Linked DNA regions of Homo sapiens: region 1 is linked to region 2. Evidence: chromatin loops called from intact Hi-C (ENCODE). Cell type or tissue: CD4-positive, alpha-beta T cell. All regions are shown on one strand. Links, peaks and the distances in the headings refer to the core of each region. The heading gives the core; the rest is flanking DNA.

The links. A loop is a pair of places that touch in the nucleus more often than their neighbours do. Peaks named below come from ENCODE experiments on the same cell type or tissue, not always from the same donor. Only the 100,000 strongest peaks of a DNase experiment are listed, where the experiment ranks them.
Region 1: a loop joins it to region 2, with 3 times the contacts of the local background. A loop is called at or near these places in 16 of 110 quality-filtered maps.

What each region holds. Positions count from the first base shown.
Region 1 is chr17:75,053,705-75,069,795 of GRCh38, forward strand. KCTD2 (potassium channel tetramerization domain containing 2) reads left to right here. Exons shown (of 6, transcript NM_015353.3): 4 at 5,806-5,901; 5 at 8,416-8,541; 6 at 9,314-12,182. The coding sequence ends at 9,343. Among named protein-coding and RNA genes, the nearest start is that of KCTD2, 15 kb to the left of the region's middle. RefSeq lists an enhancer at 14,128-14,197. In CD4-positive, alpha-beta T cell, for the core only: a CTCF peak has its summit at 6,538; a DNase peak (open chromatin) is centred at 6,427.
Region 2 is chr17:75,177,963-75,194,053 of GRCh38, forward strand. SUMO2 (small ubiquitin like modifier 2) reads right to left here and starts at 4,997. Exons shown (of 4, transcript NM_006937.4): 1 at 4,852-4,997; 2 at 3,095-3,226. The coding sequence starts at 4,872. RefSeq lists an enhancer at 4,305-4,955 and silencers at 4,537-4,936, 5,067-5,296. In CD4-positive, alpha-beta T cell, for the core only: a CTCF peak has its summit at 4,616; DNase peaks (open chromatin) are centred at 4,229, 4,649 and 5,099; H3K4me3 peaks cover 3,072 bases; H3K27ac peaks cover 3,451 bases.

The DNA.
Region 1 (16,091 bases), core at 4,280-9,279, 120 kb before region 2:
AGTGCTGGGATTACAGGCGTGAGGCACTGCGCCCAGCTTGGCCACTCTTTATGGAGATGAGCCTTTAGCATGTGATCGAGTCACATGCAGCTCCTGTGAGCCACTTGAAACCAGTCTCATGGGGTACGCTTCAGCAGCTGCTTGTGAACCATGCTTTTTTTTTTTTTTTTTTTTTTTTTTGAGACAGAGTCTCACTCTCTCCCCCAGGCTGGCCTCCCAAAGTGCTAGGATTACAGGAGTGAGCCACCACACCCAGCCTGAACCATGCTTCTAAGAACATAATATCAAGCTGCTCTTTATGATGGTGTCTTGATTTTGGCGGGGAGAGGGAGGACAAGGTCTCACTCCCGTTGCCCAGGTTGGAGTGCAGTGGCGTGATCACAGCTCACTGCAGCCTTGGCTTCCCAGGCTCAGGTGATTTTCCTACCTCAGCCTACCGAGTAGCTGGGACTACAGCTGCAAGCTACCACACCTGGCTAATTTTTTGTATTTTGGGTAGAAACGAGCCTTGTTGGCCAGGCTGGTCTCAAACTCCTGAACTCAAGCAACCCGCCCACCTCATCCTCCCAAAGTTCTGGAATTACAGGTGTGAGCTACCGCACCTGGCCTTGATTTTGATATTAACTCAGATACAGTAACAAGAGCGAAAGGGAATTTGCCCACCTAGTTAGAGGAAAGAAAGATGTTACGGCACATCTATTTCACATCCTGCCATTCGTCATATGTTTGTCGTGTGTTTGAATGGCCATAATAGCTTCTATTTGGCCCTTGGGATTCTGTAAGTAATTGAAAGTCCTTGCCCTCAAGAAGCTTGAAGTCGGCCGGGCGCGGTGGCTCACGCCTGTAATCCCAGCACTTTGGGAGGCCGAGACGGGCAGATCATGAGGTCAGGAGATCGAGACCATCCTGGCTAACACGGTGAAACCCCGTCTCTACTAAAAATACAAAAAAAATTAGCCAGGCATGGTGATGGGTGCCTGTAGTCCCAGCTGCTCGGGAGGCTGAAGCAGGAGAATGGTGTGAACCCAGGAGGCGGAGCTTGTAGTGAGCCAAGATCGCACCACTGCACCACTCCAGCCTGGGCGACAGAGGGAGACTCCATCTCAAAAAAAAAAAAAAGAAGCTTGAAGTATAGCCAGGAAAATAGACCCTCTCTTTCATGCGATTAGACTGTTTTAAGAAACTGCAACTACAGAGTTAACAGTAAGAAGGCAGAGTCGTGCTCCACCATGACTACCTGTGTTGTAGCATAATTGCCTCTTTTCCCATCAGATACTGGTAGTAGATGCTTTAGGTATAATCTATTGCAGCACAGAATTTTCCTGCCATTAAGAAGGCAGGAAAATTATTCTTTTTTCTTCTTTTTTTGAGGCAGAGTTTTCCTCTGTCACCCAGGCAGGAGTGCAGTGGCATGATCTCGGCTTACTGCAACCTCTGCCTCCCAGGTTCAAGCGATTCTCATGTCTCAGCCACCTGAGTAGCTGTGATTACAGGTGTGTGCCACAATGCCTGGCTAATTTTTGTATTTTTAGTAGAGATGGTGTTTCGCCATATTGACCAGGCTGGTCTTGAACTTCAGGCCTCAAGTGATCCACTTGCCTCAGCCTCCCAAAGTGCTGGGATTACAGGCATGAGGCACCATGCCTGGCATAAGTTTACTTTTAAAAGTAAAAAATAATGCCTTGGTCTTTCTATGTTAGATTTCATATATCAAAGTTTTCTGGCTCTAGGCCAGGTATGGTGGCTCACGCCTGTAATCCCAGCACTCTGGGAGGCTGAGGAGGGCAGATCACTTGAGGTCAGGAGTTCAAGACCAGCCTGGCCAACATGGTGAAACCCTGTCTACTGGCCGGGCGTGGTGGCTCATGCCTGTAATCCCAGCACTTTGGGAGGCCGAGGCAGGTGGATCACCTGAGGTCAGGAGTTCAAGACGAGCCTGACTAACATGGAGAAACCCTGTCTCTACTAAAAATACAAAAGTAGCTGGGGTGGTGGCACATGCCTGTAATCCCAGCTACTTGGGAGGCTGAGGCAGGAGAATGGCTTGAACCCGGGAGGAGGAGGTTGTGGTGAGCCGAGATCACGCCATTGCACTCCAGCCTGGGCAACAGGAGCGAAACTCCCATCTAAAAAAAAAAAAAGAAAGAAAGAAACCCTGTCTACTAAAAATACGAAAATTGTCTGAGTGTGGTAGCGGGCGCCTATAATCCCAGCTACTTGGGAGGCTGAGGCAGGAGAATCGCTTGAACTAAGATAGCAGAGGTTGCAGTGAGCTGAGATGGCACCACTGCACCCCAGCCTGGGCAACAGAGTGAGACTCCATCTCAAAAAAAAAAAGTTTTCTGGCTCTAACTGGAATATTTGGATGAATAACTGACACTAATGATGAAAAATTAACTCTTTTATCCACTTTATCTCCAGCAGTTTGCAAAAGTGAAGAGAAGGGCTTATTCATTTAGTTTTCTTCCATCTAGCTGACAGCTCAAAGGCTCCTTTTTGATGTTCAAAGGTGGCTTTGTAGTTGGTTTGCAGATTACCACTTGGAATGTGATCCAGTGTCACCAGTCTCTTTGCTATCTTACCTTTACGTGGTATCTTTCACTATTGTAGATATTTAATAGTTTAGACATTTTGGTAATCTAGCCTTATCCTCAGTTTCCCACATTCTAAAAAAATGATTGCTTACTATAGATTTTAAAGTACCATGAATTATGTAATTTGAAATGATTCAAGTCATGGTACCTGAACATTCTCCCTTCTTCGTCATTAGCTAATTCCTGGAGAGCATTATAAGATTTCTGTTTGATGACCGCAATTAAATTAATTAGTCTTCTAGATTCTGAAGGCTTGTGGATTTATACCCCTTTGGAAGCTTTTTTGTTCTAGGAATGTCAAGACCTTTTTGATGTTAACTATCTTTCCATCTGTCCTTTTTATGTAGTGAAACTGAAAAATGGATTTGATGTTATTCAAAGACACCCTCTTTTATACTTGTTGTATGTGGCTCTAAGATGAAGTTGGCTGTGTGTGGATTTTCGTTTTGTTTCATTTTGTATTTTTCTTTATTTTTTTGTGTGTGGATTTTCAAACATGTTACCTCCTTGAACTTACCTGTAGCCCCTCACACATGCAGGATTCAAGCCAAGCCCAAGATGTGGGCCTCAACCCTACCTTCGGTTTCATGACCTCTTAGCTCTTAGTGGCTGCCACCTAACTACTTTCCTCTGTTTCTTTTTTTTTCTTTTTTCTTTTTTTTTTTTTTTTTTTGGAGACAGAGTCTCGCTGTGTTGACCAGGCTGGAGTGCAGTGATGCGATCTCAGCTCACTGCAACCTCTGCCTCCTGGGTTCCAGCGATTCACCTGCCTCAGCTTCCCGAGTAGCTAGATTACAGGTGTGCACCACCACGCCCGGCTAATTTTTGTATTTTTAGTAGAGACAGGGTATCCCCATGTTGGCCACACTGGCCTCAAACTCTTGATCTTAGGCGAGCCACCAACCTCAGCCTCCCAAAGTGCTGGGATTACAGGCGTGAGCAACCATACCCAGACTCCTATTTCTTAGAATAGTATTTTTTGTAGGTGATTGATCCTGGTGCATTTGAGAGCACAAGTGGTTTACTTTGGAAGGGAGAAAAAAGAGGCAGTATAATGGCATCTTAAATACCTGGGACTTTGACAGCTGTGGCCAACATCACAGATCTTTTGTGATACTCTGAATTTTGTACTTATACAATTGGTTTCCAAAATAAGTGGTTACAACCAATTAAAATCTTCAGAGGATTTGTACTATATGTAATATGGAAGGAAATCTTTGAAATCCTTAGTACTTTGGTTAATGATAGCTATACCTCTTTTTTTTTTTTTTTTTTCCTCGAGGCAGAGTCTTACTCTGTCGCCCAGGCTGGAGTGCAATGGCGCGATCTCAGCTCGCTGCAACTTCTGCCTCCGGGGTTCAAGCAGTTCTCCCGCCTCAGCCTCCCGAGTAGCTGGGATTACAGGCACGTGCCACCTCACCTGGCTAATTTTTTGTGTTTTTAGTAGAGATGGGGTTTCACCATGTTGGCCAGGCTGGTCTTGAACTCCCAACCTCAGATGATCCGCCCACCTCGGTCTCCCAAAGTGCTGGGATTATAGGCGTGAGTCACTGCACCCGGCGATCGTTATACCTCTTTTGGAAGAAAACATAGAAGAAAAAATACAGCATTGTCGGCCGGACACAGTGGCTCATGCCTGTAATCCCAGCACTTTGGGAGGCCTAGGTGGGTGGATCGCCTCAGGTCAAGACCAGCCTGGCCAACATGGCGAAATCCCGTCTCCACTAAAAATCCAAAAAAATTGGCTGGGCACAGTGGCTCATGCCTGTAATCCCAGCACTTTGGGGGCCCAAGGCGGGCGGATCACCTGAGGTCAGGAGTTTGAGACCAGCCTGGCCAACATGGTGAGACTTCGTCTCTACTAAAAATACAAAACTTAGCCAAGCGTGGTGGTGGGCGGCTGTAATCCCAGCTATTCAAGAGGCTGCTGAAGCAGGAGAATCGCTTGAACTCGGGAGGCGGAGATTGCAGTGAGCTGAGATGGTGCCATTGCACTCCAGCCTGGGCGACAGAGCGAGACTCTCTCAAAAAAAAAAAAGGAAAAAAAAATAAAAAATTAGCTGGGCGTAGTGGCACATGCCTGTAATCCCAGCTACTCGGGAGGCTGAGGCAGGAGAATCGCTTGAACCAGGGAGGTGGAGGTTGCAGTGAGCCAAGATCACCCCACTGCACTCCAGACTGGGCAACAGAGCGAGACTCCATCTCAAAAATAATAATAAGGCTGGGTGCGGTGGCTCATGCCTGTAATCCCAGCACTTTGGGAGACCAGGGCAGGTGGATCATGAGGTCAGGAGTTCAAGACCAAGCCTGGCCAACATGGTGAATCCCCTTCTCTACTAAAAATACAAAAATTAGCCAGGCTTAGCGGCAGGCGCCTGTAATCCCAGCTATTCGGGAGGCTGAGGCGGGAGAATCGCTTGAACCGGGGAGGCGGAGTTGCAGTGAGCTGAGATCGCGCCACTGTACTCCAGCCTGGGCGACAGAGTGAGACTGTGTCTTAAAAAATAATAATAAATAGGCCGGGCGCGGTGGCTCATGCCTGTAATCCCAGCACTTTGGGAGGCCGAGGCGGGTGGATCACGAGGTCAGGAGATCGAGACCATCCTGGCTAACACAGTGAAACCCCGTCTCTACTAAAAAATACAAAAAATTAGCCGGGCGTGGTGGCGGGTGCCTGTAGTCCCAGCTACTTGGGAGGCTGAGGCAGGAGAATGGCGTGAACCTGGGAGGCAGAGCCTGCAGTGAGCCAAGATTGCACCATTGCACTCCAGCCTGGGCGACAGAGCGAGACTCCGTCTCAAAAATAAATAAATAAAATTATAATAATAATAAATAATAATAATTTTACCTTATTTTTGACTTGGGGAAATGGATTAAATCTAAGTTTGTTGGCATAGTTGCTCAAGCATTCATCCCTCTGAAGTTCAGAATTATTTTACCTTTTTTATTCTTTCACTCTTTGGATATGTTTTTATTGAAAAGCCACAGTATGCTGGCTTGTGGTCACTTAAAAAGAAAAACATTTTTTAAAGAGAAGGGAAAAAAAGAAACGCCACAGTACTATTTGTAAAAGGGGATAGTGGGTGGCTGCCAAGAAAAGATTTCCAAGCAAACTCCTTTTCAGTGTTTATTCATTTGAAGAGCCTCCTTGGGGCAGCTGCAAACTGTGGTGTCCTTGGTGCTGTTCTCAGTCTGCGCCTGGTCATTGCAGGGCCCCGTGAAGCACGTGTACAGAGTCCTGCAGTGTCAGGAAGAAGAGCTCACGCAGATGGTGTCCACGATGTCCGACGGCTGGAAATTCGAACAGGTACATCTCTTAACAGAGCAGCAATCCCAGGCCCCGTTCAAGGGGTCTGCAGCTCTTCAAACAATCAGTGTGGATGGCCAATTAATAACCACGGGAGACGGCTACGGCCAGGTGGGATCCTATTCCAAAACATGGGCAAAGAGCCATTTGGTGGGCACTGCTGGCCTAGTGGTGCGTGAGGAGTTGGGGAAACAGAGGAGCATCATGTCTTAGCTTCACACGCAGACTTTCCAGGGGAGCCAACGAGCAGTTTAGGCTTGAAGTGCCTCAAAGCCTTTGGTTTTTGTTCCCTCACAGGGATCGTAGAATGAGTCCCTAAAGGAGACTGGGATTCGACAACAATCCTTCCATTTCTTTTCCCAGGGTCAGAACTTTTTGGTTCTGAATGTCTTATGTAATCCACCGTGAAGAGCTTGGTGAACAGCTGTGCTAGGAAGGATCAGGCGCCATGGGAAGTGTGGTGCGGCCGTTTCCCCTACTTCTCTCCGCCTCGTGCTTACGACTGAGCTATCAAAACAAAGCTATGACAGTTGGAGCTTCACTGTTCTCCTCCATTAGATGGCAGACTTGTTAAATTCTGTTGCCTTCAAAACATAGGAAGGCCAGAGCGAATAGAGTAAATACAATTTTTTTTTTTTTTGGAAAGTCAAATCCCTTTCTTCATTCCATCCCTTTTAGACATGGCATTTAAAACAGACATTGCTACATCACTAACTTCCCACAAGCTGTGGTGTCCACTGGAAAAATGTAGTCCTTGATATTTCTATTTCACATTCAAGTGATCCTCTGCCACTTATTAACTGGTTCACTTCAATTTCAAAAAGCCAAAAAAGTCCTCTAACATAAGCCTTCCAAGGTGATACTTTCAGAAACCAGGGTTGGAACTAACCAGACAACAGCGCGACAGCCAAGACCAGCTGCTCTTGATGCCCTTTTCACTTCTGTGTTGTCCTGGTTGAAGTTGGCAAAGAGCAGCTGGCCGGCGCCGGCCTCCCCGCTCTGGCTCGCCAGGTTCATGGCTGGGCGCGTGGCGAGTGGGCCCGGCCAGGGAGGGCGCGCGTGCGAGGGCGGGTCAGGCTGCACTCAGGGTCTCGGTCGCCGCCACTCGCCACCCTGGGATCAACCGCCTGAGTAAATATGATTTTATACGGATTATGCCTACTTATGTGTAGAGTTTTAACAGGTCAACAGCTGTCTCACCAGATGCTTACCTTCTAAAAGAAAACTCACACTTTGCATTAATGCTGTTATCTCACAGATCAAGTGCAAAGCTGTCTCTGCCTTCAGAGCCAGCGGTGATTATTTCTCACACTTAGCTTCCACCACGGAATCCACTCTGCCTGTGTCTGTCATCCTGGTTCTTACTGGGCATGGGTTGTAAAACGTCGCCAAGAGTTTAATGCCCTCCACTCCAGAAGTATTTTTCCTAATATGAGCTCTTAAGCAAAGGATTTTTTTAATGTATTCTTTGTGAAACTAAAATGAATAATTTCTTGTTAATTTCTCATCTTATTACTGTCCCGTGGGAAGACGGAGGGTGTTCCTATTGCCTCCCTTCTGGATGAGGAAGTTTGTTTCAGACAGGCGGAGGCGCCCCCAGCCCCATCCTACCACAGTCAGCCATGCCGCCCATGTGAGGCCTCGCCTGCTCACTGGGATGCCCTCACCCTCTGCCTGAGCTGCTCCCCTGCGTGTGTATTTCCTCTTTAGAATTAAATTCTGAATTCTATTATCCAAAAAGGTTAAAAGTACCAGCATGCTGGGCACGGTGGTTCACACCTGTAATCTCGGCACTTTGGGAGGCCACGGTGGGAGGATTGCTTGAGTCCTGGAGTTCGGAGACCAGCCTGGGCAACATAGCGAGACCCCCCTTCTCTATCAAAAATAAAAGAATTAGCCAGGCATGGTGGCTGTAGTCCCTGTAGTCCCAGCTACTCAGGAGGCTGACGTGGGAGGATCACTTGAGACCAGGAGGTGGAGGCTACAGTGAGCTGTGATTGCACCACTGCACTCCAGCTTGGGTGACAGAGCTAGACCCTGTCTGGAAATAAAAAGTACCAGCAGCATATGACTTCCAGTAGCTGATCAGTGATTGGCTCGGTGCTTTCCAGAGCCTCCTGTCCCCAGTCTAGGGCTTCTGCTGATAGAGGAGCCAGCTGTGTGTGTGACTGAGGCAAATGTCCATTTTGTTGGCAGATGCGTTCTGTCTTCCCTTGCTGTGCTCGACGGGGCGTGGGCATGTTAATCCTGCCGCTGACGGGGGGGGACTTCAGAGCTTGGGTGAGGGGACAGTGGAGCTCATACTCTTCCTCCTGGGGAGGCCTCACCAATGATGCCCTGATGAAGAACAGGCCCATTTCTCCCCGGGGGCTTTGGTAGTCACAGAGAACTCATATAAAGAGTTAAACCTTTGATAACTTAAAAGTTCAGTCGGAAGAGGGGTGATTTGTGTAGCACTTTCGAAAGTATGTTAAGATTGCCACATGAATGTTCACTGTATTCTTGGTTCATCAGCTCATCAGCATCGGATCTTCCTATAACTACGGCAATGAGGATCAGGCAGAATTCCTCTGTGTTGTCTCCAGAGAACTAAATAATTCTACCAATGGCATCGTCATAGAGCCGAGCGAAAAGGCGAAGGTAAGGAGCCCCTTCCCTGGGCAGTTGCCTCTGGCTTGCTTGTTCGCACCCCCTCCGTGGGCTTTTCCTGAACTCTTGCTCCTCACTTCTTCCCTGGCCTTCTAGAGCCAGCGTTGCATTTTCCCCTCGTTTTGTTATTTTTGACTGTTGTAATTTAATTGGGATTTACGGAGCACTGACAGGTGTTTTTAGTTAGAAAATATGAACCTAAAAAGGGTAGACTTTCTCCATCCTCTGCCAAATCAATGAAAAAGAAAAGCTGGTTGCCACTAATTACTACAGGGTAGGATTTCTGAACTCAGACTTGGAAGGTATTTTGATTTATTCTTTAAAACTGTGCTTTTTTCACTGCCTCAGGAGAAAAGGGTGTTTTCTTACCTTGGTGACCTTTACCTCCCTTAAGTTCCTGGAAAACTGTTTCTTTTCCCTCCACTGTGCACCCCCCTCACCCCCAACACACACACACACACACACACACACACACACACACACACACACAGCTTCTAAATCGTGGATACCAGGTAAGCTGGAACCACTTCCTTTCAGTTGGCAAAGCTTTGGTCCAACAGCATATAAGCTTTAGACCCAGCTGTGCCCAGCAAGAGAGTGTTTCGCACCAGAAGCACTGCGGGTGAGGCTGCGGCTGCACCCCTGCTTGCTTCCTGGGATGACAGGACCATCATGCCACTCATCGGGTCCAGTGGAAAGCATCCCCCGACATCTCTGTCTTTCCCTCAGCAGCCTCAGCCTCTCCCCCATCTCCAACTTTCAGATTCTTCAGGAGAGAGGATCGCGGATGTAAACTAAGACCCCGAAAACTCCAGACCTTCAGGAGAGCAGTCAGCAGAGCCCCTCTGTGAAGTGAAACCTCACTCCTGTCCAGTGACCGAGCCACTGCAAAGCACAGCTGATCCTGGCCCCCTGTGAAGAAGTGTTCTGGTCAAAACTAAAGGAACTCCCTCCCCACCTGCAGGACTCCGAAGACAGTGCGACTTCTGGCTGCAGAATACCTTTTCAGAAACCTGCTTTCATTTGCTTAGCCAGTATTAGAACAGATCTTTACAACAGCAGCTGGGCTGGGTTCCCAGTCGGAGCCTTTCGGGGATCTGGGGGATGAGGGCGGAAGGCCTAGCTCCTTGGAAATGGCCTGTACTTTAAGGACGCTGGAGCCAAGAGGATTGTTCCCGTGCCGTGCCATGGTTTCACCCTATGTGTGCCACAATGGACGTTAGCAGCTGCTTCGGAACACCGTCCCTCCTATGCACCCTCCAAGACGTGCAGCAGATGCAAAGGGTTCTAGCTGCAGTTTGTCGAATTGAGGTTTTAGGTAAAGCATAGAGTTGCCAGAGTACCCCGCATTCCCATGAATAGAGCCTCCAAGGAAAGGGAGGATGGGGTGTCCTTTGTTGTGGTTGGAGGTTGGTGATCATTGCTCTGGATTTGGGGCTCCCGGCTGCCACCACATGCAGCTTTGCCTCACCTTTCTCCAGCAGCCGGGACCCTCTGGAGAGCTTGTTTTCCCTCCAAGAAGAGGTTTGAGACAGGCGGCATCCTGCACTGAGTCAGACAAGTGGGAGCTGTAGGAACTGCACCTGCAGCCTCTTCTTACTCCCCATTGACCCTGTCTTCCTTCCCTGGCTTTTTCAACTGGACCAAAGATGAAGGCACTTATGGACCCTTTGATGGCTTGGAGTGGGGAAGGCTGTTTCTTTGAAAGTTGCCAAATGTGTTATGTTGTGTCTCAGAGAGAGTTATTTCTGTGACTCTCTTGGAAATGCCTTGACTGAATGTGCAATATTTGTGTCTCTTGGTTTCTAACCTTGGCGGACCTGCTCCCCTCTGTACTGTCCCCAGTGGTATGTATGTATGTGCTAGGCAGTCTGGGGACCCCCTGTGTCTCTGACCACCCCCCTGACCCCCGCCATTACTTTCTTTTCTGGAGTGCCATGCTGGCGAGGATCCGGATGCGGCAGCACCCTCTTTCGGGCTGCATCCACAGAGTTTGTGTCCACACTTTCTCTCCGAGCATGTGGGTCTCGCTGAGCAGTCATGGAATGCGGTAGAGCCAGGGGACCCTGTCTGCCCCGAATAACTTTCAGTAGTATGGCAGATGGCACAGAGAAAGGGAAGGGGCTCTGGGGACTTCTCCTTCTATGAAAGCCTCCTCGAGCCAGGTGCTCCTGGGCACCTTCAGAAGTGATGTCCTGTGTGCTCCACAGCTCACCTGCTTGCCAAGGTACGTCTGGGTAGTAGTTTCTGGAAATGACTGCAGACTGTGCCAAATGTCTTTTGAGCTTCTGACCTGACCATGCCCAGATGGCATAACTTTTCCCTAGGACCCTCAGTCTCCTTGTTTCTCTGTATCTGTAGCATAGCATAGAACCCGGTATACAGGGGTTTCTGCTGACACATCAACGTCTACACACCTATGCGCCACATTTTACAGCTGTAAAGTGTTAGATGAACTGCCGTCCTCAGTAAAAGCAGCCACCCCTTCAAGAGTCACAGGCATCCATCCAGTCGTATCTTTCAGAGAAAAAAAAAGTTAGATGTAGCCAAGGAAAGTAGTGATCACGGGAAGGACTGCTCTGAGCCGGGTAGGATGGAGGACTTTGGAAGAGGCGCTCCTTGGCCAGGTCCAATGAGTAACATCAGACTGACAGAGGAAAAGCAGCTTGGTTTGCGGCCTTGTGCCCAGTCTCGTTGAGGCGCTTGTCCCTGTCTGCTTTCCTGGGGCATGCCTGATCAGCGTGGGCTGGAGCTCCTAGACCAACCCCAGCTTTCTCACCAGGTTCAGCAAGGAGGCCTGGGGGTCAGACACCAATGTTGAGCACCTCCTGAGGGCGCCGTTTCCTTCATTCCTCTTAGATTCCATAGTTGCCGCCATGAAAAGACTGCTCTTGAGCCCCAAGGCACAGGCACGTGCTCTGGGAAATAGACAGGAGTGGTATTTCCGCCCTCTCGGAGGGCTGGTGTTCACCAAGTTTCCCTCCTCGCTGCAACCCAATGACACCTGTATTGTTCCAGCGCTCCAGGACTCTGGGTTCTTAAGATTTCTGGGAGCGTTGTTCACCCACCCCCTTTAGGAACCAGGCTGGTGTTCTTGCTTGAAAGCGTTGTGCCCTCTGAGTGTCTGGCTGATCACATCAGAGAGGTCTGCGTGGCAGTTTGGGGCTGTCACGTGACCAGTGACCCACACTCTCTGCTGCCCAGTACTGCCAAGTGGGGAGGGTCCTGCCTTTTTCTCTGCCCCAGGTCTGGGACGCAGGTGATGCCAGCCAGGCCCAGGAGTGCCCAGCATCCCCCAACTGATGACACAGTAGCACTGATTCTGTCTTTTCCTCAGAATCTGGCCTTTTTCCATGGCAATGAGGTGGGGCCCAGCCTCCTCTAAAGTGACTTTGTTTCTGCACAGTTGTAACTGCTCTTGGGGATGTCAGTGAGGCTGGGAGCAGGGAGCCACGGGATGCTGAGAGAGGAGGCCCGAGAGGACACCCCACCCTCCAGCGTGGCCTTTGATCCAGACTTAGGGACGAGGCTGTCACTGGTGGGCACCCTCTGTTCCTGTTTGTGTGTTTGAATAGTCTGAAATGCTGTGACTTTTTTTGTGTGAATAAAGATATGAAACTTCTGAATCTCAAGAACTGTGGTGTGTTTTCCATTACTGCAGTCTCCTGGTTCCCACTGTCACTTCCTGTCGATGGTTCTCACATGGGTTTCAGGAGATGACTTAACTACCTTTCCTACCAGGACAGCTGACTAAGTCCTTTTCTCCTGCTACTGAAACCACCAAAGGGGGTGTTGGGCCTTCTCCCTCCTCCCTTTCATTTTACTGAATCTGAAAAGACCCAGAGAATGCAGAGAAACAGAAGGTGGGACGGATGGGCTGCCCACCAGAGAGCTGGAAAGAGACAAGGGGAGGAGTGTGAGATTTTTTTTTTTTTTTTTTTTCCCCGAGATGGAGTCTCGCTCTGTCACCCAGGCTAGAGTGTAGTGGTGCAATCTCGGCTCACTGCAACCTCTGCCTCCCATGTTCAAGCAATTCTCCCTCGGCTTCCTGAGTAGCTGGGATTACAGGCGCCTGCCTGCGCGCCTGGCTAATTTTTGTATTTTTAGTAGAGACAGTATTTTGCTGTGTTGGCCAGGCTGGTCTCGAACTCCGACCTCAGGTGATCCTCCCGCCTCAGCCCCCCAAAGTGCTGGGGTTACAGGCATGAGCCACCATCCCCGGCCGTGAGATGGTTTTTAAGGGACAAGTCTTTCTGGAAGAGAGTGAGTGACTAGGTACAAGGAAGAGGATGAGTGAGGAACGTTTGGTGACAACCAACAAACAAGTATTGATCACTTCAGCATCAGGCGGGGCATGGGAAACTCAGAAGGTGTTAGTCCCTTCCAGACAGCACTTTCAGGTAGGGAGACAAAATGGACTCATACAGCTTAGTGAACAGGATGCGTGGGTGCATCCGTCAGGGTCCAATTGAGACCACAGCAGTTGTTAACTGGTAGTGGAGAAAGGAAAGGGCAGGAGTGGACACTGAGGCATCACAATGTAGGGATTGCAGGGTGCAGTCCTCACTCCTGGGACCTGAGAACAGTGGGAAGACATTGGGATTATTAAAGTGGAGATTTGGCCGGGCGCGGTGGCTCACACCTGTAATCTCAGCTCTTTGGGAGGCCAAGGCAGGCGGATCACCTGAGGTCAGGAGTTCGAAACCAGCCTGACTAACGTGGAGAAACCCCATCTCTACTAAAAAATACAAAATTAGCCGGACCAGCTACTCGGGAGGCTGAGGCAGGAGAATCACTTGAACCTGAGAGGTGGAGGTTGTGGTGAGCCGAGAGCACGCCATTGCACTCCAGCCTGGGCAACAAGAGCAAAACTCCGCCTCAAAAAAATAAAAGGGCTGGGCGCAGTGGCTCACGCCTGTAATCCCAGCACTTTGGGACGCCGAGGCGAGCGGATCACGAGGTCAGGAGATCTAGACTATCCTGGCCAACATGGTGAAACCCCGTCTCTACTAAAAATATAAAAATTAGCTGGGCATGGTGGCAGGTGCCTGTAATCCCAGCTACTCTACTCGGGAGGCTGAGGCAGGAGAATGGCTTGAACCCGGGAGGCAGAGGTTGCAATGAGCAGAGATCACGCCACTGCACTCCAACCTGGTGACAGAGCGAGACTCAGTCTCAAAAAAAAAAAAAAAAAAAAAAGATTCACCTGCACTTTGGGAGGCCCAAGCTGGGAGGATTGCTTGAGCCCAGGAGTGTGAGATCAGCCTGGGCATCGTGGTGAGACTCTGTCTCTATGTAAAATTAAATCTAAAAATAAAATAAGGCCAAGTGTGGTGGCTCACACCTGTAATCCCAGCACTTTGGGAGGCCGAGGCAGGCAGATCACTTGAAGTCAGATGTTTGAGACCAGCCTGGCCAACATGGTGAAACCCTGTTTCTACTAAAAATACAAAAATTAGCCGGGCATGGTGGCACATGCTTGTAATCCCAGCTACTTGGGTGGCTGAGGCACGAGAATTGCTTGAACCCGGGAGGTGGAGGTTGCAGTGGGCTGAGATCACACCACTGCACTCCAACCTGGGTGACAGAGATTGTGTCTCAAAATAAAATGGAGATTCAAGAGGAGGGGACCAATGGAGAAGGACGTGCTGGCCAGTGGCAGCTGCTGCCTCTCAGAGGGTAGAGAAACCACCAAGAAACCAGCACCACTCCTGGAATCAGCTATGCCAGCACACAGCAGTGTTCTGTGGTTTGGCTCACAACAGGAAATACATCGTCCCTCCTTTTTTTCTCTCGTCTTGCAGTCTCCCTCAGCCTGTCCTACCAGGTTGAGCTAGGAGGGGGAAAATGTGGCTCGGAGCAGAGTTCAGAGGGTGGGTTTGGGGCTGAGAGACAACAATGTGGTGACTGGCTCAGTCCACCTGTTTGGTTCCCCTCACATGTACATGCTTCTGCACATACTTGAACTTGCATAGGATGGTGAAAAATGCTGGGTGTGGTGGCTCATGCCTATAATCCCAGCACTTTGGGAGGCCAAGGCAGGTGGATCACTTGAGGTCAGGAGTTTGAGACCAGCCTGGCCAACATGATGAAACCCCGTCTCTACTAAAAATACAAAGAATTAGGCTGGGCGCGGTGGCTCACGCCTGTAATCCCAGCACTTTGGGAGGCCAAGGCGGGTGGATCACGAGGTCAGGAGATGGAGACCATCCTGGCTAACACGGTGAAACCCTGTCTCTACTAAAAATACAAAAAATTAGCTGGGCGTAGTGGTGGGCACCTGTAGTCCCAGCTACTCGGGAGGCTGAGGCAGGGGAATGGCGTGAACTCGGGAGGTGGAGCTTGCAGTGAGCCAAGATCGCGCCACTGCACTCCAGCCTGGGCGACAGAGCGAGACTCCGTCTCAAAAAAAAAAAAAAAAAAAAATTAGCTATGCGTGGTGGCGGGTGCCTGTAATCCCAGGTACTCTGGAGGCTGAGGCAGGAAAATCGCTTGAACTCAGGAGACAGAGGTTGCAGTAAGCCGAGATCATGCCATTGCGCTCCATCCTGGGCAACAAGAGCGAAACTCCGACTCGGAAAAAAAGAAAAAAAAACGTGGTGAAAAAACAACTTCATGCCTCCATGGAACAAGATACAACTACCCTTCTACAAGCAAAAATAATCTCTCCTTCCCTCCAAAATAAACACGAAGTGCCAAGTCATTGTATCCCTGTCTCAGAGACAGTCACTATTTCTGAGCTATGTTAATTGCTCCTAATTGCCAGGCTCACACCTGGAATCCCAGTACTTTGGGAAGCTGAAGTGGGAGGACTGCTTGAGGCCAGGAGTTCAAGACCAGGATGGGCAACATAGGCCCCATCTATAAAATTTTTTTTTTAATTAGCCAGGCGTGGTGACACATGCCTGTAGTTCCAGCTACTCAGGAGGCTGAGGTGGGAGGATCACTTGAGCCAAGGATTTCAAAGCTGCAGTGAGCTGTGCCCTCTAGCCTGAGAGACAGAGTGAGACACTGTCTCTCTTTTTTTTTTTTTGAGACGGAGTTTCACTCTTGTTGCCCAGGCTGGAGTGCAATGGTATCATCTAGGCTCACTGCAACCTCCGCCTCCCAGGTTCAAGCGATTCTCCTGCCTCAGCCTCCCGAGTAGCTGGGATTACAGGCGTGTGCCACCACATCCAGCTAATTTTTGTATTTTTAGTAGAGACAATGTTTTACCATGTTGGCCAGGATGGTTTGATCTCCTGACCTCGTGATCCACCCGGCTCGGCCTCCCAAAGTGCTGGGATTACAGGCGTGAGCCACTATGCCCAGCCAGAACCTGTCTCTTAAAAAAAAAAAAAAAAATTGGCCAGTTACCATGGCCCACACCTGTAATCCCAGCACTTTGGGAGGCTGAGGTGAGAGGATTGCTTGAGGCCAGGAGTTCAAGACCATCTTGGGCAACATAGCAAGACCTGTCTCTACAAAAGAAAAAAATTTTTGTTAATTACTCCTAATTCGGTTGGTGTAATACACAACACCTAGTTGGTGACGGGCAGCTC
Region 2 (16,091 bases), core at 2,046-7,045:
TGACCGACAAAGCGAGACTCCGTCTCAAAAAAAAAAAAAAAAAAAAAAAGAATCGCCCAGTGGCACAAGCCTATAGTCCCAACTACCTGGGAGCCTGAGGTGGGAGGACTGCTTGAGCCTGGGAGGCAGAGGATGCAGTGAGCCATGATCATAATCCTCCCACTGCACTTCAGCATGGGCAACAGGGCAAAAGCCTGTCTCAAAAAAAAAAAGGCAAAATTTTGCAATTGCAGAAAAGTTAAATAAGATATGCATAAGAATAGTGTTCAAGGCCAGGCACCAGTGGCTCACACCTGTAATCCCAGCACTTTGGGAGGCCGAAGCAGGCGGATCACGAGGTCAAGAGATCGAGATCATCCTGGCCAATATTGTGAAACCCCGTCTCTACAAAAAATACAAAAATTGGCTGGGCACGGTGGCACGCACCTGTAGTCCCAGCTACTTGGGAGGCTGAGGCAGGAGAATCGCTTGAACCCAGGAGGCAGAGGTTGCAGTGAGCCGAGATGGTGCCACTGCACTCCAGCCTGGGCAACAGTGCGAGACTCTCAAAAAAAAAAAAAAAAAAGAAAAGAATACTGTTCAAAACCACCAAACTGAAGCATGATTCTGTTTGTTTGTGGTTTTGAGACAGGGTCTCATTCTGTCACCCACACTGGAGTGCAGCGATGAGATCATGGCTCACTGCAGCCTAGACCTGCCAAGCTCAAGCAATCCTCCCACCTCTGTCACTGAAATAGCCTGGACTACAGGTATGTGCCACCACAACCACCTAATTTTTTTTTAAGAGATGAGGTCTGGGCCAGGCGCAGTGGCTCATGCCTGTAAACCCAGCACTTTGGGAGGCTGAGGCGGGTGGTTCACGAGGTCCTGTAATCCCAGTGACTTGGGAGGCTGAGGCAGAAGAATCGCTTAAAACTGGAAGGCGGAGGATGCAGTGAGCCGAGATTGCGCCACTGCACTCTAGCCTGGGCAATAAGAGCAAAACTCCACCTCAAAACAAAACAAAAAAACCAGATGAGGTCTTACTATGTTGTCCAGACTGGTCTTCCAGCCTTGGCCTCCCAAAGTGCTGGATTACCACGCCCAGCCTATGATTTTCTATTTTGTATGCAGTTTTGCTAAAGAAGTTCTCCAAAAGGATTACCTTTTAAAATTCCCCTGTATCCTGAAGGGGCACTAGTGTTCAAATATAGAAGATGCCAGTTTATAAATTATTTAACACAATTCATAAGTTCATGTAGGGTGATTTCAGCAAAATTCTTCAAATAAGAGTATATGGTATCTTGCTGGGCACAGTGGCTCACGCCTGTAATCCCAGCACTTTGGGAGGATGAGGCAGGTGGATCACCTGAGGTCAGGAGCTCAAGACCAGTCTGACCAATATGGTGAAACCCCATCTTGCTGACAATACAAAAATTAGCTGGGCGTGGTGGCGTGCGCCCGTAGTCCCACCTACTCGGGAGACTGAGACAGGAGAATCGCTTGGTCTCGGGAGGCAGAAGTTGCAGTGAGTCGAGATTGCACTACTGCACTCCATCCTGGACAACAGAGCGAGACTCTGTCTCAAAAAAAAAAAAAAAAAAGGTATCTTTATAAGGAACTACATACAAGAAGGTTTACATATCAATTATGAGCACAGTATTTTCTTATTACATTGTAAATACACTAGGCATAAAAATACTTCAAACATTCTAAAGTTTTTTTTTTTTTTTCCTTTGAAATGCTCTCGCTCTGTCACCCAGGCTAGAGTGCAGTGGTGTGATCTTGGCTCACTGCAGCCTCCACCTCCCAGGTTCAAGGGATTCTCAGCCTCAGCCTCCGGAGTAGGTGGGATTATGCGCGTGTAACACCACGCCCAGCTAATTTTTTTGGATTTTTAGTAGAAATGGGATTTTGCCATGGTGGCCAGGCTGATGTCAACTGCCACCTGCCTCAGTCTCCCAAAGTGCTGGGATTACAGATATGAGCCACTGCATCAGGCCTAAAGGAAGTTTTTATCTTCACTGATCTTTCAAGTATAAACTCAAACTCAATTTCCCAACTTACATAGGTTTAAGCCTTATTCTATTTTGAGCCTATTTAGAACAATCTGAAGGGGCCAGGCACAGTGGCCCATGCTTGTAATCCCAGCACTCTGAGAGGCCAAGGTGGGCGGATCACTTGAGGTCAGGAGTTGAGGTCAGGTCTACTAAAAATACAAAATTAGCCGGGCGTGGTGGCGCACGCCTGAAATCCCAGGTACTCAGGAGGCTGAGGCATAAGAATAGCCTCAACTCAGGAGGCAGAGGTTGCAGTGAGCCAAGATTGCACCACTGCACTCCAGCCTGGGCAACAGAGCAAGACTCCATCAAAAACAAAAACAAAAATAAAACACAATTTACAAGGTAGATAAGTTCTAGCTTAAAAGAAATAGAGTGAGACTCCCAGCTTAAAAAAAAAAAAAAAAAAAAAAAAAAAAACGACTTCTTGGTTTGGCGCGGTGGCTCATGCTTGTAATCCCAGCACTTTGGAAGGCCGAGGCGGGCGGATCACCTGAGGTCAGGAGTTTGGAACCAGCCTAGCCAATACGGTGAAACCCCATCTCTACTAAAAATACAAAAAAAAAATTGGCCAGGCCTGGTAGTGGGCACCTGTAATCCCAGATACTCAGGAGACTGAGGCAGGAAAATCGCTTGAAGTGGAGGTTGCAGTGAGCTGAGCTCAGGCCACTGTACTTCAGCTTGGGCAACAAGAATGAAACTCCATCTCAAAAAAATAAAATAAAATAATAAAAGACTTATAAGTAATTTTACCAAGTTCACTCTTATTTTCTTATAAACATAAAATTACATTTCCTTGGTAAAAAAAAATTATTGTAAATATAATTTGATGGATTTCTGGCACAGGACTGGAACCACATATAATACTAACCAAATCATCCTAAGGGTTTTCACGAGCTATCAATATACCAAGTGCACGACAAAACTGACGTGCCAAGTGCATATTCATCCCATCAAAAAGTCACTGTAATGTGCTAGTCTAGTTTTTGTTCCCATGAAAATAAGATTTTTAAAAATAGTTTTATTCAGTGGAAGTACACATATGAATTCCTCACCTGTCGTTCACAATAGGCTTTCATTAGTTTACTAAGTGGTGTATGCCTCTTAATCTTAAACTGCACCACAGAACCATCCTGCCCCGCCACCTTCAAATTAATATGATCGTTGTTCTCAGTCTTGACTCCTTCCTGTTAAAAGAAAAATAAAAGTATAATTTGGGAAATGTGATCAACGAACACGTTTTATAAAGCAGCAGCAGCCCTAGTTGCTTCAAAAATCAACAGGTTTCTCATACTGTATGCTAAAACGGCATACTGCTGTTTTCAGCTGCTGAAATCAATGTGAAAGCGGAAAAATCCTGCAGTAACAGTATTAGATAGCTGTCAGATACGGAAAAGCCTACATGCAATACTATCAGTAGCAACAATATGTTTAAAGTTGGGTCCTATTCAGTGTATTGCAACGTTCTCTTGAAGTTAAACTTCCTAAAATGACATATATCACTCCCAAAATACTTTACCCCCCAAAAAAGTTAAAAATAGAGTCCCTTCTCTTTTCTAAGCACTTTAAGTACAACTGCAAGAAACAAAACAATAAATCTACAGCCTGCCATTCAAAACTCATTACCGTTGTCATTAAAAAGTTACCAAACTCAGTTTAATAACCTAAATCCAATCTCCATTAAAGGAAACACACAAACAAAAAAAACAATCGAAGAATATCCCGATTCCCCCCGGAACAGCGGTAATACTCAGTCAGGACCACAGTTAACGTTCTCCTCTATTAGCAGCTTCATTTTTATTTTCGGTTAAGAGCACTTATTCTCCCCTCCCCCCCTTTGTTGTCATGGGTCAAATACACAGTTTTATCCTGATTTGTTTCTTGTAGATTTCGACCCAACCTAAAGTTGTCCAAAATCGAGTGCAGAAGCAATTCTGTAGCCCTAAAACGCTCCAGAAAGTAAAGGCGCGGGAGGCGGGGGGTGCCACCAAACTAAAAGCAGCAAGTCCCGTGTGCCCCGATGATGGGTGTCCCCAAGTCCTCCCGGGAAGTCTCCGGGTGCCTCAAAAGCCGCGTTCAAAAGTTAAGCCGCACAAAGTCTCTCTGCTCGTACCTGTGCCTCCAACTTCATGAAACCACATGGTGTTCGCGGATTAGGGGTTCGTTGGCACCCAGGGAAAAGCCGCTGCCCCTCCCCCTTCGGGCCCCTGAGGCTATTAAAGTGGGAAATACTCCACGGGAATCCCCCTACCCCCAGGCCCAGGACGGCGGCCCGCGGGCATCCAGGTTCCTGCCCGTCCGCAGCCCATTGATTCGCCCCGAACCCTCGCCCCGCCGCCGCGGCCCCAGGCAGGGGTCCCCAGATGCCCGCGGTTCCTACCCGAGAGGTGAAGCCCGAGCCCAGAGGACTCCTCGCCGCCTCGGAGACTGCAACACCCGACGCGGGGTCGACAGAAGGTGGAGACCCCGCGCGCCCTAACGCCCCTCCTCACGCGCGCCGGCCGGCTGGGCCAAGAATCCCCGTTCGGGGCTGGTGGGTCCGCGGGCGTCCGCTTTCTGCCCGCCCAACTCGCGCCCGGCGCGCACTCGGAGGCCGCCGGGGGCGGGAGAGAGCGGCGGGGCCTCCTTCGGCGCGGGAGGGAGGAAGAGAGGGAGGGAGGAAAATGGCGCGGAGCGCCCGGGCCTGAGCCGCGGCCGGCCCCGTGGGGGGCCCGGGAAAGCGCTGGGAGCCAGCGGCGGGCTCTGGCCGGACCCCGGCCCGCGCCATGACCCCCACCGCGCGGCGAGGCGAAGGGGCCGGCGGCGAGCTCACCTTGGGCTTTTCGTCGGCCATGGCGAGCGCCGGAGTCTCCTCAGCTGCCGCTTCACAAAAGAGGTACCAGGTCCGCACCAAACGAGCACACAAGCAGCACCAGGAGCGGCAGAAGAAGGAGGCGGCAGCGGTGGACGAGGGGAGAGGGTGCGCGCACGTCGTGCGCTCCCTCCCCCCACCCTGCGTGCGCGAGCACGAGTAGCCGAAGCCTCCCATTGGCTGGCGCCTCGCGGGAGCGCGCAACGCTTACATAACCACCCCCACCCCCCGTCCCACGCCACCGCGTCCTGGGCCAGGCGCCCGCCCGGCCGGCGGGAAGAGGCGCGGACACGCGCACCCGGCCCGCCGCGGGGGCGCGCCTGGCTCTGGGCGGGGCTGTATTGTCCTCCTTCGTGGTGGAGCATAATCAAAATGGCTTCCAGCTGGTCCTCGGTGGGAACGATGAGGCTCGAGGCTTTAGACGTAAGCCATAGGCCAGGGAAGGCAGACTTACTAGAGGAGGAAGGGGATTCCTAAATCAAAGCCCCAGCATGAGGTTCTGGAAAAATCTCTCTCATTCAGTGGACCAGCAGCCCTCCCATGGTTACTTCCTCTCAGTCAATCTCAACCTGCTTCCCACCGGACTCTTGCCTAAAATGCAGTGTCTTCTTCTTCTTCTTCTTCTTCTTTTTTTTGAGACGGAGTCTCGCTCAGTCGCCCAGGCTGGAGTGCAGTGGCACGATCTCGGCTCACAGCAACCTCTGCCTCCCGGGTTCAAGTGATTCTCCTGCCTCAGCCTCCCGAGTAGCTGAGACTACAGGTACCCGCCACAACGCCCGGCTAATTTTTCGTAGAGACGGGGTTTCACCGTGTTAGCCAGGATGGTCTCGATCTCCTGACCTCGTGATCCGCCCGCCTCGGCCTCCCAAAGTGCTGGGATTACAGGCGTGAGCCACCGCGCCCGGCCTACAGTGTCTTCTTCTGTCCTGCTGGTAACCCTAGACTTTGACTAGCTACGGGAAAATATTCATGTATTCATTCAACGAGATCCTTACTCATCGCCTGTCTTCCAAGAGGAAACAGTATCCATAAGCGAGAACTACCCAACAATCAAGCTTCCAGCCAATTTAATCCTTTCCTCGTTGCATCCAGTTAAAACATACACATGCGTCCCTCCTGTCTGAAGAACAATCCGATGTGTGTGCACTGGATTCCATCTCGCTTCTTCCCCCGGGGCTTTATTATTTCCTTTTGTCCCTGAATTTTCTTCCTCTCCTCCGTTAGTATAGAAAAAAAAAAAAAAGCTCCCAATTCTATGAAGTTACCATCCTATCTCTCTCCATTCTTGGCCAAACAGCTCGAAAAAATGTCCCCGCCAGCTGTCTCCAACCCCTCCCCTCCCACTCACTCCTCAACCCACTGCAATCTGGTGCTGTCCCCAAAGTTCCACTAAAACTGCTCTCCACAAGGTCACCGCAGACTTCTTTGCTGAATCCAGTATGCTTCTCAGTTTGTCACTCCTCTTGAACTTTGCAGGAGGTAGGTTTTCCTCTCATCTCTAGCCTGTCCTTTGTTCTCTCTGCAATTTTTTTTCTTACTCACTCCTTCCCTTAACTGTTCCTTAGGGTTTTCTTCAAGATCCTTTTATCACTCCATTCCCTCTCCGAGGATGATTTCACCGATTTTCATTACCATCTCTTTGCTAATGATCCTCAAATCCATTATTTCTAGTCCACGTCTTTCTTCTGAGTTTCCAGTTGATTTCTGAACATCTCCACTTGGATATCCCAGAGGCACCTCAGACCCAGCAACTCTCAACTAAAACTCCTCACTTTACCTTCCACATGGGTCCTTCTTCCTGACCTGTCACTCTTAAACTGAGTGACACACCACTACAACAGCTGCCCCAAGCTGGAAAGGCCAGCAACATTCCTGACTTCTTCTCCTTCACACACTCCTCATCCAATCAATCTTGGCCAAATCTTGTCTATTCCACCTTCTTACCAAATCTAATTTCTTTGGCCTCTGGATGGAGCTGCATTTGCTGGCCTTCTGTAGGTTCTCTTTGGGGAGGAAGAGGCTTAAGACCTTAGATGTGTGATAGGCCAAAGCAGGAAGACCATCTAGTTCAGATCAACACTCTCAAAAGAGGCCGGGCATGGTGGCTCATGCCTGTAATCCCAGCACTTTGGGAGGCCGAGGTGGGAGGATCACCTGAGGTCAGGAGTTCGAGATCAGCCTGACCAACATGGAGAAACCCTGTCTCTACTGAAAATACAAAATTAGCTGGGTGTGGTGGCGCATGCCTGTAATCCCAGCTACTCGGGAGGCTGAGGCGGAAGAATCGCTTGAACCCGGGAGGAGGAGGTTGTGGTGAGCTGAGATCTCACCATTGCACTCCAGCCTGGGCAACAAGAGCGAAACTCCATTAAAAAAAAAAAAAAAAAAAAACACTCTCAAGAGATACTGCAATATCAGCCGGGCACGGTGGCTCATGCCTGTAATCCCAACACTTTGGGAGGCCGAGGCGGGCAAATCACCTGAGGTCAGGAGTTTGAGACCAGACTAGCCAACATGGTGAAACCCTCTGGTGGCTCACGCCTGTAATCCCAGCACTTTGGGAGGCCGAGGCGGATGGATTGCCTGAGGTCAGGAGTTTGAGACCAGCCTGGCTAACATGGTGAAACCCTCTGGTGGCTCACGCCTGTAATCCCAGCACTTTGGGAGGCCAAGGCAGATGGATTGCCTGAGGTCAGGAGTTTGAGACTAGCCTGGCTAACATGGTGAAACCCAGTGTCTCTACTAAAAATACAAAAATTAGCCAGGCATGGTGGCAGGCGCCTGTATTCCCAGCTACTCAGGGGGCTGAGGCAGGAGAATCGCTTGAACCCAGTAAGTAGAAGTTGCAGTGAGCCAAGATCACACCACTCACTGCACTCTAGCCTGGGCAACAGAGCAAGACTTCGTCTCAAAAAAAAAAACAAAAAAACAAAAAAACACAAAGATACTGCAATATGGAAATACCCTCCTAACTCATCTGTTTTTTTTTGTTGTTGTTGTTGTTTGTTTTGTTTTAGACGGAGTCTCGCTCTGTCGCCCAGGCTGGAGTGGCACGATCTCGGCTCACTGCAACTTCTGCCCCCCGGGTTCAAGCGATTCTTCTGCCTCAGCCTCCTGAGTAGCTGGAACTACAGGCACATGCCACCACGCCCGGCTAATTTTTTGTATTTCTAGTAGAGATGGGGTTTCACCGTGTTAGCCAGGATGGTCTTGATCTCCTGACCTCGTGATGTGCCCGTCTCGGCCCCCCAAAGTGCTGGGATTACAGGCGTGAGCCACCACGCCCGGCTGTTTATTTGTTTGTTTGTTTTTTTCAGACAGAATTTTGCTCTTGTGGCCCAGGCTGGAGTGCAATGGCAAGATCTCAGCTCACTGCAAACTCCGCCTGCCAGGTTCAAGCGATTCTCCTGCCTCAGCCTCCTGAGTAGCTGAGATTACAGGCATGCCATGCACCACCGTGCCTGGCTAATTTTGTATTTTTAATAGAGACGGGGTTTCTCCATGTTGGTCACACTGGTCTCGAACTCCCGACTTCAGGTGATCTGCCCACTTTGGCCTCCCAAAGTGCTGGGATTACAGACGTGAGCCACCGCGCCCAGCCTAACCCATCTGTTTTAAAGTACCTCCAGGCCGGGTGCGGTGGCTCACGCCTGTAATCCCAGCACTTTGGGAGGCCGAGGCGGGCAGATCACGAGGTCAGGAGATCGAGACCACCCTGGCTAACACAGTGAAACCCCATCTCTACTAAAAATACAAAAAATTAGCCGGACGTGGTGGCGGGTGCCTGTAGTCCCAGCTACTCAGGAGGTTGAGGCAGGAGAATGGCATGAACCTGGGAGGCGGAGCTTGCAGTGAGCCAAGATCACGCCACTGCACTCCAGTCTGGGCGACAGAGCGAGACTCCGTCTCAAAAAAAAATAAATAGTACCTCCATTATTCATGGATTTTTAAATGAGTCAGAATCATCTAAAGGGCTGGTTTAAATACAAATTTTTGGGCCCCTTGGAAGGTTGGCTCTGGAATTCACCTAATTTTTTTTTTTCTTTTTTAAGAAAGGTCTGCTTTCCACCCAGGATAGAGTGCAGTACCGCAAATCATAGCTCACTGCAGCCTCGAACTCCTGGGCTTAAACCATCCTCTCGCCTCAGCCTCTTGAGTAGCTAGGACTACAGACAGGCACCACCACGCCCACCTAATTTATTTTTATTTTTTATAGAAATAGCATCTCCTGGCCGGGCGTGGTGGCTTTTTATTTTTTATAGAAATAGCATCTCCTGGCCGGGCGTGGTGGCTCATGCCTGTAATCCCAGCAAGAATCACTTGAACCCGGGAGACAGAGGTTGCAGTGAGCCAAGATCGCGCCACTGCACTCCAGCCTGGGCAACAAGAATGAAACTCCATCTCAAAAAAAAAAAAAAAGAAAGAAAGAAAGAAATGGCATCCTGGGCTCAAGTGATCCTCCAGCCTTAGCCTCAGCCTCTCAAAACGCTGGGATTACAGGCATGAGCCACTGTACCCTGCCAAATCTGCCTGTTTTGTTCTCTTTTTGGGGAAGGTCTCACTCTGTTGCCCAGGCTAGAGTGCATTGGTGTGATCTCAACTCACTGCAACCTCTGCCTCTTGGGCTCAAGGGATCCTCCTGCCTCAGACTCCCAAGTAGCTTCAACTACAGGTGCATGCCACCACACAAGGCTAATTTTTTTAAAATTTTTTGTACAGATGGGGCTCTCACTATGTTCCTCAGACTGGTCTCAAACCCCTGAGCTCAAGAGATCCCCTCACCTCAGCTTCCCAAAGTGATAGGATTATAGGTGGGAGCCACTATGCCCAGCCCTGGTAATTCTTAAACACACTAAAGTTTGAGGCCGGGCACGGTAGCTCATGCCTGTAGTCCCAGCACTTTGGGAGGCCGAGGTGAGGGGATCACCTGAGCTCAGGAATTCAAGACCAGCCTGGGCAACATGGTGAAATCCCGTCTCTACTAAAAATACAAAAATTAGCCGGGCATGGTGGCGTACCCAGCTACTCCAGAGGCTGAGACAGGAGAATTGCTAGAAACCAGGAGGCAGAGGTTGCCATGAGCTGAGACTGCAGCATTGCATTCCAGCCTGGGTGACAGAGTGTGACCCTGCCTCAAAAAAAAAAAAAAAGTAATAAATAATAAAGTTTGAGAAACACAAGCCATTATAAAATAAATATAAATCAAAAGGGTCAGGCACTGTGGCTCACGCCTGGAATCCCAGCCTTTTGGGAGACCAAGGCAGGCAGATCACCTGAGGTCAGGAGTTCAAGACCAGCCTGGCCAACCTGGTGAAATCCCGTCTCTATTAAAAAGATAAAAATTAGCTGGGCATGGTAGCAGGCGCCTGTAATCCCAGCTACTCGGGAGGCTGAGGCAGGGGAATCACTTGAACCCGGGAGGCAGAGGTTGCAGTGAGCCGAAATGGTGCCACTGAACTCCAGCCTGGGTGACAACACAGCGAGACTCTGTCTCAGAATAAGTAAGTAAGTAAATAAATAAATAAAAATACAAAAATTAGCTGGGCATCATGGCGGCTACCTGTAGTCCCAGCTACTCAGGAGGCTGAGGCAGGAAAATCGCTTGAACCCGGGAGGCAGAGGTTGCAGTGAGCCAAGATTGTGCCATTGCACTCCAGCCTGGGCGACAGTGCAAGACTCTGTCTCAAAAAATATAAAATAAAATAAAAAATAAACCAAAAGAAGTTTCTGATACTCCCTGGTTCCTCACTAATCATCTGCTTCACAGGATATGACCTATGCGCCCTTTGAGAACTAATCCAAATTAACCACTCTATAGCCTTGTTTCTCATCCTGAAGCCTCTGCTTTGGTCATATTCAATCACTTGGGGTTCCTAAATGTTCTCTCTCAACTCCAAGCTTTTGTACGTTGTAGGCGTTCGAGGATTCACTGAATGAATGAATGAATGAATGAATTGAAACTATCAGCTGGTTGCAGTGGCTCATGTCTGTAATTCCAGCACTTTGGGAGGACAAGGTGAGAGGATTACTTGAGCCCAGGAGATTATGGCTGCAATAAGCTATGATTGTGCCCCTGCACTCCAGCCTGGGTGACAGAGTGAGACCCTACCTCAAAAAACAACAAAAATAACCTATTACTGGGCCAGGTGCGATGGCTCACGCCTGTAATCCCAGCACTTTGGGATGGCGAGGAGGGTGGATCACCTGAGGCCAGGAGTTCCAAGATCAGCCTGGCCAACAGGCAAAACCCTGTCTCTACTAAAAATACAAAAATTAGCTGGGCATGGCGGTGCATGCCTGTAATTCCAGCTACTTGGGAGGCTGAGACAGGAGAATCGCTTGAACTCGGGAGGTGGAGGTTGCAGTGAGCCGAGATTGTGCCACTGCACTCCAGCCTAGGTGACAGAGCAAGACCCTGTCTCAAAAACAAAACAAAACAAAACAAAAAAACCCCATTACTATGTGTAAGATACTATGACACTGGAGATACCAAGAAGGGGAGACAAAATCTCTGACTCATATAACTTATGATTGGGGGAGGAGGAAATACACAAGAAGTGAAAGAGAAAGAGAACCAACAATTGTTGAGTACCTGCCACCTATCAAGCACTAAGTGGGACATTACTAATGTTAGCTCATTTTCCTCTTACACAAATGATTGCAAGCAGGTGTAGTAGTTATTTGCTACTCTCAAAGGGGTTAAGTAAACATGCTATCACATAGCTAGAAAGTAGTGTTAACTGAGCTCCTGCTGTGTGCTAGGGAAAAGACAAAGAGATACTGGCCGGGCACAGTGGCTCATACCTGTAATCCCAGCACTTTGGGAGGCTGAGACAGGCAGATCACCTGAGGTCAGGAGTTCAAGACCAGCCTGGCCAACATGGTGAAACCCGGTCTCTACTAAAAATACAAAAAACAGCTGGGCGTGGCAGCAGGCGCCTGTAATCCCAGCTACTCGGGAGGCTGAGGCAGGACAATCACTTGAACCTGGGAGGCAGAGGTTGCTGTGAGCCGAGATTGCACCACTGCACTCCAGCCTGGGCGAGAGGAGCAAGACTCTGTCTCAAAAGAAAAAAAAACCCAAAAAAAACTACCTGACAACCTATTACACTAAATTACAAAATCACCTTCAGGCAAAGGAGGAATTTGTATAAGATGCTTGTTCGGCCGGGGGCGGTGGCTCACGCCTGTAATCCCAGCACTTTGGGAGGCCAAGGTGGGAGAATCACGAGGTCAGGAGTTCGAGACCAGTCTGGCCAACATGGTGAAACCCCATCTCTACCAAAAATACAAAAAATTAGGTGGGCGCGGTGGCAGGCGCCTGTAATCCCAGCTACTTGGGAGGCTGAGGCAGGAAAATCACTTGAACCCAGGAGGCGGAGGTTGTGGTGAGCTGTGATCCTGCACTGCACTCCAGCCTGGGCGACAGAGTGAGACTCCATCTCAAAATAATAATAATAATAATAATAATAATAATAATAATAATGCTGCATGTTCAAGGCCGGGCTCAGTGACTCACTTCTGTAATCCCAGCACTTTGGGAGGCTGAGGCAGGTGGATCACCTGAGGTCAGGAGTTCGAGACCAGCCTGGACAATATAGTGAAACCCCATCTCTACTAAAAATACAAAAATTATCCGGGCGTGGTGGCGCACGCCTATAATCCCAGCTGCTCAGGAGGCTGAGGCAGGAGAATTGCTTGAACCTGGGAGATGAAGGATGCAGTGAGCTGCGATCACACCATTGCACTCCTGCCTGGGCAACAAGAGCGAAACTTCATCTAAAAAAATAAGAAAAACAATAGCTGGGCACAGTGGCTCACGCCTGTAATCCCAGAACTTTGGGAGGCCGAGGCAGGTGGATCACCTGAGGTAAGGACTTCAAGACCAACCTTGTCAACATGGTGAAACCTCGTCTCTATTAAATATACAAAAACTAGCTGGGTGTGGTGGTGGGCGCCTGTGATCCCAGCTACTTGGGAGGCTGAGGCAGCAGAATCATTTGAACTTGGGAGGCAGAGGTTGCAGTGAGCTGAGATCACTCCACTGCCCTCCAGCCTGGGCAACAAGAGAAAAACTTCGTCTCAAAAAAAAAAAAAAATACATGTTCAAATGTCTGAGCAATATGTATTCCAAGGGCACATTGAAATTCTGGGAGCTGGGTCTAGGCAATGTACTGAAATTATATTCTGAAAATCCTTTTGCAATTTCCAGGAAAAAATTGTGAAGAGATAGAAATTTCCTATTAATATTCTCCCTCCATCTTTTTTTTTTTTTTTTTTTTTGAGATGGAGTCTTGCTCTGTAGCCAGGCTGGAGTGCAGTGGCGTGATTTCGCCTCACTGCAACCTCCACCTCCCAGGTTCAAGCGATTCTCCTGCCTCAGCCTCCCGAGTAGCTGGGACCACAGGAGCGAGCCACCACGCTCAGCTAATTTTTTATTTTTAGTAGAGATGGGGTTTCACCATGTTGGCCAGTATGGTCTCGATCTCTTGACCCTGTGATCCGCCCACCTCAGCCACCCAAAGTGCTGGGATTACAGGCGTGAGCCACTGCACCTCTCCTTCCATCATTTTTATAGGGGTGGGAGGAAACGGATAGCTGTGCACTGAAAAAGGATGCTTTGGAAAAAGAAAGTGGGTCTGGGCACACTGGCTCACCCTTGAATTCCCAGCACTTTGGCAGGCCTGGCAGGCTGAGTTGGGTGGTTCGAGACCAGCCTAGGCAACAGGGTGAAAACTCGTCTCTATCAAAAATACCAAAAATCAGCCAGGCATAGTGGTGCTTGCCTGTGGTCGGAGCTACTCAAGAAGCTGAGATGGGAGGATCACTTGAGCCCAGGAAGCAAAGGCTGCAGTGAGCTGTGAGCTGTGATCACACTACTGCTCTCCAGCCTGGATGACGTAATGAGGCCCCATCTCAAAAAAAAAAAAAAAGGAAAAGAAAAAGAAAGTGGACTAGGAGACGGTGGCTCATATGCTCATATCAGTAATCCCAGCACCTTGGGAGGCCAAGGCACAAGGATCACTTGAGGCCAAGAGTTCAAGACCAGCCTGGGCAACATAGCAAGACCTTTGTCTCTAATAAATAAAAAATAAAATCAATAAAAATAAGAATAAAAAATTTTTTTTTGACACGGAGTCTCGCTCTGTCACCCAGGCTGGAGTGTAATGGTGGGCTCTTGGCTCACTGCAACCTCCACTTCCTGGGTTCAGGTGATTCTCTCACCTCAGCCTCCTGAGTAGCTGGGATTACAGGCTATGCCACCATGACTGGTTAATTTTTGTATTATTATTATTTTTAGAGACAGCGTCTTTCACTGTTGCCCAGGCTGGACAATCTCAGCTCACTGCAATCTCTCAGGTTCAAGCAATTCTCCTGCCTCAGCCTCCTGAGTAGCTGGGATTACAGGCGTGTGTCACCACACCGGAATAATTTTATTTATTTAATTATTTTTGAGACGGAGTCTCGCTCTGTCGCCCAGGCTGGAGTGCAGTGGTACAGTCTTGGCTCACTGCAAGCTCCACCTCCCGGGTTCACGGCATTCTCCTGCCTCAGCCTCCCCGAGTAGCTGGGACTACAGGCACGCACCACCATGCCCAGCTAATTTTTTTTCTTTTTTTGTATTTTTAGTAGAGATGGGGTTTCACCGTGTTAGCCAGGATGGTCTCCATCTCCTGACCTTGTGATCCACCCACCTCGGCCTCCCAAAGTGCTGGGGTTACAGATGTGAGCCACTGCGCCAGGCCCATGCCCGGATAATTTTTGTATTTTTAGTACAGATGGGGTTTTACCATGTTGGCCAGGCTGGTCTCGAACTCCTGACCTCGCAATCTCCCTGCCTCGGCCTCCCAAAGTGTTGGGATTACAGGCGTGAGTCACCTTGCCTGGCCTTTTTTTTTTTCTTTTTAGATGGAGTCTCGCTCTGTCGCCCAGGCTGGAGTGCAGTGGCGTGATCTCGGCTCAGTGCAAGCTCCGCCTCCCAGGTTCACGCCATTCTCCTGCCTCAGCCTCCCGAGTAGCTGGGGCTGCAGGTGCCCACCACCACGCCTGGCTAATTTTGTTTTTGTATTTTTAGTAGAGACGGGGTTTCACCACGTTAGCCAGGATGGTCTTAATCTCCTGACCTCATGATCCGCCCGCCTCGGCCTCCCAAAGTGCTAGGATTACAGGCGTGAGCCACCACGCCTGACCTTCTTTTTTTTTACAGAGTTTCACTCTTGTTGCCCAGGCTGGAGTGCAATGGTGCGATCTCAACTCACTGCAACGTCCACTTCCTGAGTTCAAGCAATTCCCCAGCCTCAGCCTCCGAGTAGCTGGGATTACAGGTGCACGCCACCACACCTGGCTAATTTTTTGTATTTTTAGTAGAGATGGGGTTTCACCATGTTGGCTGGGCTGGTCTCAAACTCCCAACCTCAGGTGATCCACCCACCTTGGCCTCCAAAAGTGCTGAGATTACAGATGTGTGCCACCGTGCCCGGCTAATTTTCGTATTTTTAGTAGAGACGGGGCTTCACCATGTCAGCCAGGCTGGTCTTGAACTCCTCACCTTAAATGATCCGCCCACCTTGGCCTCCCAAAGTGCTGGGATTACAGGCGTGAGCAACTGTGCATGGCCAAAAAAAAAAAAATTTTTTTTTTTAAGGAAAATAAAGTACAAGAAAGATAGCTTACACCTGTAATCCCAAAACTTTGAGAGGCTGAGGCAGGAGGATTACTTGAGGCCAGGAGTTCAAGACCAGGTTGGGCAAGGAGAGGTATACATGGAAAAAAATAACAATGGCAGATATTAATTGAGTAATTTTATTTTTATTTTTTGAGACGGAGTTTCGCTCTTGTTGCCCAGGCTGGAGTGCAACAGTGTGATCTCGGCTCACCACAACCTCTGCCTCACCACAACTGTGCATGGCCAAAACTTTTTTTGTAAGGAAAAGAACAAGGAAGATAGCTTACACCTGTAATCCCAAAAGTTTGAGAGGCTGAGGCAGGAGGATTACTTGAGGCCAGGAGTTCAAGACCAGGTTGGAAAAGGAGAGGCATACATGGAAAAAAAAAAAAAGCAGATATTAATTGAGTAATTTTATCTTATTTTTTTTTTTTTTCTTTTTTTTGAGACAGAGTTTCGCTCTTGTTGCCCAGGCTGGAGTGCAATAGCGCGATGTCGGCTCACCACAACCTCTGCCTCCCTGGTTCGAGCGATT